Linked DNA regions of Homo sapiens: all the other regions are linked to region 3. A link is a contact called in ENCODE Hi-C or POLR2A ChIA-PET data. All regions are on one chromosome and are shown on one strand. Each heading gives the region's core, a stretch centred on a gene start or an enhancer-like site at or near the end of the contact. The rest is flanking DNA. Distances are from core to core; before and after follow the strand shown.

What was found. A loop is a pair of places that touch in the nucleus more often than their neighbours do. ChIA-PET counts read pairs that join two places held with the same protein, here RNA polymerase II (POLR2A). Pooled maps may share reads with other maps.
Region 1: a pooled map shows a loop between it and region 3 (2.7-fold over the local background). The contact joins two enhancer-like sites. A Hi-C loop is called at or near these places in 2 of 50 pooled maps. POLR2A ChIA-PET finds 5 or more read pairs at or near these places in 2 of 52 experiments (WTC11 and activated T-cell).
Region 2: a map of left ventricle myocardium superior shows a loop between it and region 3 (2.4-fold over the local background). The contact joins two enhancer-like sites. A Hi-C loop is called at or near these places in 1 of 168 maps with a recorded cell type or tissue (left ventricle myocardium superior). POLR2A ChIA-PET finds 5 or more read pairs at or near these places in 3 of 52 experiments (A549, A673 and activated CD4-positive, alpha-beta T cell).

Annotation. Positions count from the first base shown.
Region 1 is chr15:90,785,145-90,788,188 of GRCh38, forward strand. All of the region lies in intron 14 of BLM (BLM RecQ like helicase), which reads left to right. Among named protein-coding and RNA genes, the nearest start is that of BLM, 69 kb to the left of the region's middle. Within about 2 kb of position 1,272, at least 5 of the 41 ENCODE cell types and tissues checked have a DNase peak (open chromatin) inside an H3K27ac peak, as active enhancers do.
Region 2 is chr15:90,478,371-90,481,574 of GRCh38, forward strand. All of the region lies in intron 26 of IQGAP1 (IQ motif containing GTPase activating protein 1), which reads left to right. Among named protein-coding and RNA genes, the nearest start is that of CRTC3, 50 kb to the right of the region's middle. Within about 2 kb of position 1,346, at least 8 of the 41 ENCODE cell types and tissues checked have a DNase peak (open chromatin) inside an H3K27ac peak, as active enhancers do.
Region 3 is chr15:90,619,005-90,622,245 of GRCh38, forward strand. It overlaps CRTC3 (CREB regulated transcription coactivator 3), which reads left to right. Exons shown (of 15, transcript NM_022769.5): 9 at 737-786. CRTC3-AS1 (CRTC3 antisense RNA 1) reads right to left here. Exons shown (of 4, transcript NR_120372.1): 4 at 1,005-1,149. Among named protein-coding and RNA genes, the nearest start is that of LINC01585, 40 kb to the right of the region's middle. RefSeq lists an enhancer at 1,802-1,851. Within about 2 kb of position 1,512, at least 5 of the 41 ENCODE cell types and tissues checked have a DNase peak (open chromatin) inside an H3K27ac peak, as active enhancers do.

The DNA.
Region 1 (3,044 bases), core at 22-2,521, 170 kb after region 3:
ACATGTAGAATGCAAACTGTTTTTACCTTGAAGGTAGTAAACATCAAAATAAGACTGAAATTTAAAAAACAGATTTTCTTTGAGACTTCTAAAGTTGCTTTTTCTTTCATAAAAAAAATCTGCTTGAGATATAATTCACATATCATAAAATTTATCCTTTCAAAGCAAACAAGTTAGTACTTTTTAGTTTATTTGCAAAGTTGTACAATAATCATCTCTATCTAATTCCAGAATTTTTGATCACCATAAAAAGAAACCTCATACCCAGTCACTTCCCCCACCCCCTAATGCCTGGAAACCACAAATCTACTAACTACTGCTAACCTGTTTCTAGAGTTTATTACTCTGTACATTGCATGTAAATAGAATCATACAGTATGTGGTCTTTGTGACTTTTCTTTTTTTTTTTTTTTTCCGGAGACAGAGTCTCACTCTGTCGCCCAGACTACAGTGCAGTAGAGAGATCTTCGCTTACTGCAACCTCCGCCTCCCAGGTTCAAGTGATTCTCCTGCCTCAGCCTCCTGAGTAGATGGGATTACAGATGTGCGCCACCATGGCCAGCTGATTTTTGTATTTAATATTTTTAGTGGAGACTCAAACTGGTCTCGAACTCCTGGCCTCAAGTGATCCACCTGCCTCAGCCTCCCAAAGTGCTGGGATTATAGGCATGAGCCACCTCGCCTGGCCTGTTTGCTTTTATTTAGCATAATTTTTTCAAGATTTATCCATATTTTAGGATATATGAGTACTTCATACCTTTTTATGGTCAGATAATATTCTGTTATATGGATATAACACAGTTTGTTTATCTACTCATCAGCTGGTTAGACATTTGGCTTGTTTCGTTTCTTTCTTTTTTTTTTTTTTTTTTTTTTTGAGACAGGGTCTTACTCTTTCATTCAGGCTAGAGTGCAATGGCATGATCTCTGCTCACTGCAGACCGTACCTCAAACAATCCTCCCACTTCCCAAGTAGCTAGGACGACAGGCGCACCACTATGCCTGGCTAATTTTTTTATTTTTTGTATAGACGAGGTCTCCCTGTGTTGCCCAGCCTGGTCTTGAACTCCTGGGCTCAAGTGATAATCCTGCCTCAACCTACCAAATTCCTGCGATTATAGGTGTGAGCCACCATCCCCGATGTGTTTCTACTTCTTGGCTACTATGAATAATGGCTTTGTGAGCATTCACGTACAAGTTTTTCCACGGACATATGTTTTCAGTTCTCTTGGGTAGACACCTGGGAGTGGACTTGCTGGGTCAAATGGCAACTCTTTGTTTAACTTTTAGAGGAACTGTGAAACTGCTTTTCAAAGTGGCTCTGCAGTTCTGCATTCTCACCAGCAATGTATGAGGTGCCAGTGTCTCCACGTCTTCACCAATATTTTTTATTGTCCAGCTTTTTTAATGTATTCATCCTTGTGTGTGGGAAATGGTATCTCTTTGTGGGTTTTTTTTTATTTACATGGAAGACCACACACGTGAATAATTCAAGCAAGGAATTCACGTCACCCAGGCTGGAGTGCAGTGGCGCAATCTTGGCTCACTGGAACTTCCGCCTCCTGGTTCAAGCAATTCTCCTGCCTCAGCCTCCCAAGTAGCCGGGACTATAGGCACATGCCACCACACCCAGCTTATTTTTGTATTTTTAGTAGAGACAGGGTTTCACCATATTGGCCAGGCTGGTCGTGAACTCCTGACCTCATGATCCGCCCACCTCAGCCCCCCAAAGTGCTGGGATGACAGGTGTGAGCCACCACGCCTGGCCCTCTTTGTGGTTTTGATTTGCATTTCCCTAGTAACTAACAATATTGGGCATCTGTTTCCGAGATGAGAAATTTGCCGTCACCCAGGTGGGTGGGGAGGAAAGCTGAAAATACTTTAGGCATCTCTTTTTTTTTTTTTTTTTTTTTTTTTTTTTTGAGACGGGAGTCTCACTCTGTCGCCCAGGCTGGAGTGCAGTGGCGCGATCTCAGCTCACTGCAAGCTCCGCCTCTCGGGTTCACGCCATTCTCCTGCCTCAGCCTCCCGAGTAGCTGGGACTATAGGCACCCGCCACCACGCCCGGCTAATTTTTTTTTGTATGTTTAGTAGAGACGAGGGTTTCACCACGTTAGCCAGGAGGGTCTCGATCTCCTGACCTCGTGATCCGCCCGCCTCGGCCTCCCAAAATGCTGGGATTACAGGCGTGAGCCACCGCACCCAGCCTACTTTAGGCATCTCTTATTGTGGTAAATGCCAGCCTTGGATAGATCCCTCTAAATGAAAGGATGAATTTCAGCAAAACAACTAATAATTACTTGGAGCCAATGAAAAGTTTCAGCTCAGGAAAAAGTATTTACTTTGAAGATTCAGAGGAAAAATATCTCTCAAAATTGTTTTCTCTGGGAAAACAGAAAATTTTAGAGGATATCAGTTTAGTATCCCGAGAAAGATATAAGAAGACTTAATATACGTGAACTAGTAACAACTTCCATAAGATCACAGGGTGAGATGAAGGGAGAAATAAAAATCCAGTTTATGGCCAGGTGCAGTGGCTCACCCCTGTAATCCCACCACTTTGAGAGGCCGATGTGGACGGATCACCTGAGATCAAGGAGTTTGAGACCAGCCTGGCCAATATGGTGAAACCCTGTCTCTACTAAAAATACAAAAATTAGCCGGACGTGGTGATGGGCATCTGTAGTCCCAGCTACTCAGGAGGCTGAGGCAGGGGAATCACTTGAACCTGGGAGCCGAAGGTTGCAGTGAGCCGAGATCGTGCCACTGTACTCCAGCCTGGGAAACAGAACAAGACTCTATGTCAAAAAAAAAAAAAGAAAGAAAAATTCAGCTTATCCAAGTAAGAAAAACAAAACTAAGAGCAGAATTATATATTAAGACACAAATGGAATGACTCAGTCTCAGTGGAGACAATAGAATCAGTGATGTAGTGAGTAGCTTGAGAATGCAAGGGAAAAAAGAGATTAAAATGGGGTGGGGTGGAAATTATCTTTGTTGACAAAAGGAGGTAAGGATTCAGCCTAAGAATAGTAAGTGTACCC
Region 2 (3,204 bases), core at 96-2,595, 140 kb before region 3:
TGAGTATTAACTATGTGCCAGGCATTGTGTTAGAGATGTGTACAGTAATGCAATAATGAGTGAAACAGACATGCTTCCTGCCCTCTCTTCATAGTTCATTGGGTGGAAGAGACACCAACCAGGTACATAAAAATAAAAGCATAATTAAACATTGAAGAAAGTTTTATGAAGTTTTATGTACGGTTCTTTAATGGAGACTTTATAAGAGGGAGCTAACATAAGGTGGTTAGGGAAAGCCTATCCCGGAAGATAAAATTTCATTTAGCTGAGGCCCTAAAGCTAAGATGAACCCAGCCTTACTAAGAGCTAGGTGCAGAGTGTTTATGTCTGAACACTCTAAGCTGGAGGGTGTAGGACTTAAATGGACCCTGGCATAACTAGGGATACAGTTGAATGAGAAGGTTCATATAGATTGGGTGAGATCACTGTGTTTCATTAAAGGAAAAAGAAAACGGTGTGGAGTGAGCTTCCCTGAAATATCGTGAGTTGGGCTAATTAAATTAACGTATTACAGGAGATAGCTGAGCTAGGGCCATAGCGTAACCACCAACATTCATTTATCTAAAGCAAAAGTGTGCCAATCAAATATTGGTAATGCTGGGAAAAGGGAGTTCAGAATGCCAAAACGTTTCTGGTTTTATTTGTCTTGGGTGAGGACCCAGAGGGGTGGGAGATGGAGGTGTGAGCAGCATGGTCTGTTGTGGTTTTTTCTTGTTGTGGAGTAGAGTTAGATCATGCATGAAGCTCTCTGGGCATAGGTGGAGTAGCAGCTGTCCACACCATTGCTATTCAAAGTGTGGTTTGCACACCAGTAATGGAAAATCATCTGTGCACACTGTTTAGTTTAACTGATACTTTTTTTTTCATAGCAAGATTTTCTTAATGAAGGAAGTAATGTATTGATTTACATTCTGACTCATTGTCTTTATCTTGTCTTTGATCAGTTTGTAGACTGGCACTGGTCCACACTTTGAATAACACTATTCTTCATTCTACTTTCCATGTACCCGGATGCCAGGCAAACAGGGAGTTTTACGCTGGGTGGAGAACGGAACATTCTGCTGACTCCTTGAAAGGGCTTATCTCACCAGCCATGGTAGCTCACGACTGTAATCCCAGCTCTTTGGGAGGCTGAGGTGGGAGGATTGCTTGAGCTCAGGAGTTTGAGACCAGCCTGGGTAACATAGGGATACCTTGTCCCTACTTAAAAAAAAAAAAAAAAAAAATTAGCTGGGTGTGGTTGTGCACACCTGTAGTTCCAGCTATTCCAGAGGCTGAGGCAGGAGGATAGGTTGAGCATGGGAGGTTGAGGCTGCAGTGTGCCTTGATGGCGCCACTGCACTCCATCCTGGTTGACAAAAAAAGAAAGAAGGGGCGTTTCCTTATTAGGAATCATTTGGCATCTGATTGGTTCTCAGTACCATGTAGGTCTGTTATCAGGACTCAGATCATTGCAAAAGTCTTTTTAATTTTTTTGCCTGCATACCTGAGGCCCACATCCAGGAATGTGGTCAGCCAAGTGCAATACTTGTCTGGGAAGTTTTGCCTGCAACCCAGGGCATTCCTTGCCGATAGCCCCATGTACACTGGCTCCGGGCTTCTCAGTTATTTCCTCTGATGGTCCATGAGTCAGTCATTTTCAGATCCAAAGCCCGCTGGACATTTCAGGATTGGTTTTCTTGTGGGTACCTATAAGAAACTGGTGTCTTATTTTGCCTTTCATAAAATGGAAATTGAGCCAGGCATGGTGGCATGCACCAGTAGTCCCAGTTGCTCAGGAGGCCAAGACAGGAAGATCGCTTGAGCCCAGGAGTTTGAGCACTGCCTGGGCAATGTAGACCCCATATCTTAAAAAAAAAAAAAAAAAAAAAGGAAATTGATTTGAACTCTTTTTAAGATACCAGTGACTGTGAGGGATGGTGGTGTGGTGGGGATCTGTCCTGCAGGTAAGCATCACAGGTCCCTTAGCTTTCTTCTTTTACTTCAGCCACCATACACGTAGCAAACTGGAATCTTGTCACCTCTTGGGAATGTTCTTTCCTAAAATCTCAAAGTTAATGTTCTGTTCTATCACCAACGTTTTTTAGCATATTGATTCCCTTGCTGGTTACTACTTTTAAAACTCATATAAATAATAAAATATACAATATTCTTTATTGTTAAGTTCCATGTATTTATTTATTTCTCATAGAATGTTTCTGTTGATTTTTGCAGAATTTTTGTGTTCATAGTCTACCAATTTTAATTTAGCCATGCTATGACAAATGAAGAGGGGTATCCCTATCTACTTGTATTTTTCTTTTTGTTGTTGTGGTTGAGACAGAGTCTCGTTCTGTTGGTCAGGCTGGAGTGCAATGGTGTAATCTCAGCTCACTGCAACCTCTGCCTCCCTGGTTCAAGCGATTCTGCTGCCTCAGCCTCCCGAATAGCTGGGATTACAGGCATGCGCCACACGCCTGGCTAATTTTTGTATTTATAGTAAAGATGGGGTTTCTCCATGTTGGCCAGGCTGGTCTCAAACTCCTGACCTCAGGTGATCCACCCGCCTCGGCCTCCCAAAGTGCTAGGATGACAGGCGTGAGCCACCACACCCGGCCTCTACTTGTATTTTCTAAGGCTGCCATAACAAATCACCTCAAATTGGGTGGCTTAAAACAACCGAAAGTCATGGTCTCACAATTGTGGAGGCCAGAAATTTGAAACCATTATCATGAAGTCGAGGTGCTGGAAGAGCCACGCTCCCTGCAGAGGCTCTAGTGGAAACTCTGTTTCTTGACTCTTAGAGCTTGTGGTGACTGTTGACATCCCTCAACTTGTGGCTGTGTGGTTCCAGCCTCTGCCTTTGTGGTCACATTGCCTTCTCTTCCCCTTCTGTGTGTACCAAAGCTCTCTCTGCCTCTTTTTTTTTTTTTTTTTTTTTTTTTTAAGACAAGGTCTTGCTCAAGCAGTCCTCCCACCTCAGCCTTCCTAGTAGCTGGGAATGCTAGCATGTGCTGCTGTGCCTGGCATAGCACTCCTATCCTTGAAGACCTCCTTCTGGTTTCTAACAAAGTCCAGATTTGTCAGTATCATATACGGGGTCTGTCATGGCCTGCTCCCTGTCTGCTTTTCCACTGTCATTTCTCCTGTCTCCCCTTCCTTCCTAGAAGACTCTTCCTCTCCTTTTTTCCTGAGTTCAAGCATCCCTTCGTTTTGGAAGCTTTC
Region 3 (3,241 bases), core at 262-2,761:
CTTGTGGATTTGTAATACTCATTCCTGTCCGTCTGGAGCTTATATTCTAGTTGAAATAGCTTAGTTTCTTCTGACATTCATTTCTTTTTTCACCCTGCTTTTTTCTTTTATTTATTTCATTTCCTCTCAAGCCAATTGGAAAAGAAATGTTTATTTAAAAGCTCTATGTCGTCCAGACCCAGTGGCTCATGCCTGTAATCCCAGCACTTTGGGAGGCCGAGGCGGGTGGATCACCTGAGGTCGGGAGTTTGAGACCAGCCTGGCCAACATGGTGAAACCCCGTCTCTACTAAAAATACAAAAATTAGCCGAGTGTGGTGGTGCATGCCTGTGATCCCAGCTACTCGGGAGGCTGAGGCAGGAGAATCGCTTGAACCCAGGAAGCGGAGGTTGCTGTGAGCTGAGATGTGCCACTGCCACTCCAGCCTGGATGACAAGAGTGAAACTCCGTAAAAAGCTCTATGTGTAAAACATTGGTCTTTTAATGTTAATCCAGAAGGTAAATTGATAAGGCATCAAATTAGGAAAATGTATTAATATTATGCCTCCCTTAGGCCTGGAAGTTTGAGTTTAAAAAAGTCATGCCAAAACCTAAAAGGCTGCTGTGTGAGGACTCTGTCGACACGCAAGCTCTCACTTGCGCCCACTAGAGCCTCAAGGTCCTTACGAAGACACTTTTCAAAAACTTGAATTTGGCTTTACAGCGAGTAAGCCCAGCTTTCATTGTCTCTTCTCAGATTCAGTCCCTGTCAGGACGCCCTCGATCCTGTGATGTTGGAGGTGGCAAGTAAGTAATATTCTTTCTGTTCGTGTTTCAGGGACTATCCTGAAGGTTTTTCCCAAAAGTCTCGCTGCTTTGTTACAGAACTCTCAGAAACGTAACTTGCTATGCATAAATTGAAAGTCAACTGCATTTTCATAAAAACAGCCACTCTCTTTTGATACTCATATTTCATCTGTTTAAACTAATTAAATTACATGACTATAATAACAAACAAAACTTACATAAGTATGTTTGAGAATCACACAACTGACTCTTGGTAAATACACAACTCTCCGGGTAGAAGCAGTGTCAGAAGCAGAAACGTGCAGGAATCGAGAGGAGCCTACCAGCCCCGAGCTGTGGCAGGCTGTGGGCATCGGTGACATCCTGGCCAGGGGAAAAGGGAAGCATCAGTTCACCTGGCAGCTTAATGGCACAGAAGTTAATTAAGAGAGTTTCTGTGAATGTACTTAATGTCACTGAACTGTACACACAGAAATGGTTAAAATGGTAAATTTTATGGTATATTTATTTTACAACAATTTAAAAACATAAATGGAAGATAAATATATTTTCCATTTGCAATACAAAAAAGTTTCTATGAAACCATTAATTTGTTAGTGGATTTAATAGTATGCAACTTCACTCCCTAAAAGGTTTGAGACAACTTACAAAAATATAGTACAAGCAAATGAAAAAGGAAGTTCATGAGGAAGTTGAGTCTAAGAGAGAACGAGGAGATGAGAGAGATAATGAGGCCCTTGCCTTAACAGAAACTGCCTTGGGAGGGCCGGCTGGTGTGCTGCGTGGGACGGTACAGACAGCTGCTGGGGAGGTTCACAGAGAGGACCCCTTGGAACTCGATGGGCTGTGTCCTGAGAGAGCCCCAAGGAGGCTTCCTGGGGCTGTTTATCATAGTGTCCGTGAGAGCAGTCCCACCACTTGGAACTGAAGCCAATTCAGAAACAGCAAGGCTGCAGGGCCAAAATAATGTGGTTTGGAAATGGGATTCTTGCATGATCTGACTTAGTACATACAATCACCAGTGGGTCAGTGGGTGAACTAAATCCACTTCAAGCAGTCATTGAATGTGATTTCCCCCAACAGAGCTTCCTGTGAGTATCTCACAGCAGCGCAGTCAAGGCACTCTCTACTGAGTACCTGGAGCTCAGACATTCTTTCTGGCAGGTTAAACGTAAACTCAGGTGATTTGCTGAGCTGCGCCACGGGTTGATGTTTGCTTCAGAAAGTGGGCAAGCCTGCCAGGACGCATGCCCAACAAAAGACAGGCCGCCGAGAGGTGCAGGACATTCCCATGGAAGGGGCAAGCTTTTCCTCAAGGGAGTCTCCCTCAACCTAGTCTGGTTCAGGGGCTTCCTGGTAAAATGGAAATTTGGAAACAAAAACAAAAACAAAAACAAACATTTTCCTCAAGAATCAATTTTGGCTTAACCATCAGATAACCTTCAGGCTCTGAAAGCCTAACATTATAGAATTGGGCTGCAGTACTTTAGCCCTCAAGAGGTTTTTGTTGTTGTTGTTTAGTTAGTTTGTTTGTATTTATTTATTTATTTGAGATGGAGTATCGCTCTGTCGCTCAGGCTGGAGTGCAGTGGCATGCTCTTGGCTCACAGCAACCTCTGCCTCCCAGGTTCAAGCGATTCTCCTACCTCAGCCTCCCAAGTAGCTGGAATTACAGACGTGCACCACCATACCTGGCTAATTTTTTTATTTATAGAAAAGATAGGGTTTCACCATATTGGCCAGGCTGGTCTTGAACTCCTGACCTCAGGTGATCCACCCACTTTGGCCTCCCAAAGTGCTAGGATTACAGGCATGAGCCACCATGCCCAGCCTGTTTTGTTTTTAAAGATAGATAGGGCCTTGCTATGTTGGCCAGGTTGGTCTTGAACTCCTAGTCTCAAGTGATCCTCCCAAAGCACTGGGATTACAGGTGTGAGCCACCATGCCTGGCCAACCTGGAGAGTTTTAAAGCAGGTGTTTCTTAGGTAGAGAAAGTTGCTTTCTTGCTCTTACTTTACAGATAGAATTCCATTCAGTGACTTCTAGTCATGCAGATATTTATTGACCCCCTAATTCTTGGCACTGGGTTAAACAATGAACAAAACAGATCAAGTTCCTGCTTTCGAGGAGCTAATAATCTAGTAGAGCAAGATGGGCAGAAACAAATAAGCAAAGCACAGCAAAAGTCATGTGTGGGTAAATGCACTGAAGGAGACGCAACTGTGGCAGGTGGACAGGCAGCCACCAGCGGGCGTTGAGGAAACCTTTCTGATAGTGTGAAGCGACGCAGAGAGGGCTCCAGGCAGCAGGAACAGCAAGTGCAAAGACCCCAAGGCAGGAGTGGGCCTGGAGTTCAAGGAGGCTTGTATTGCTTGGATCTGACGCAGAGAAGATGGGAGTCGTTAGAGGGTCTTGAACCGGGGGGCGCATTACTTTCCTTAGATCAGTGGTGACT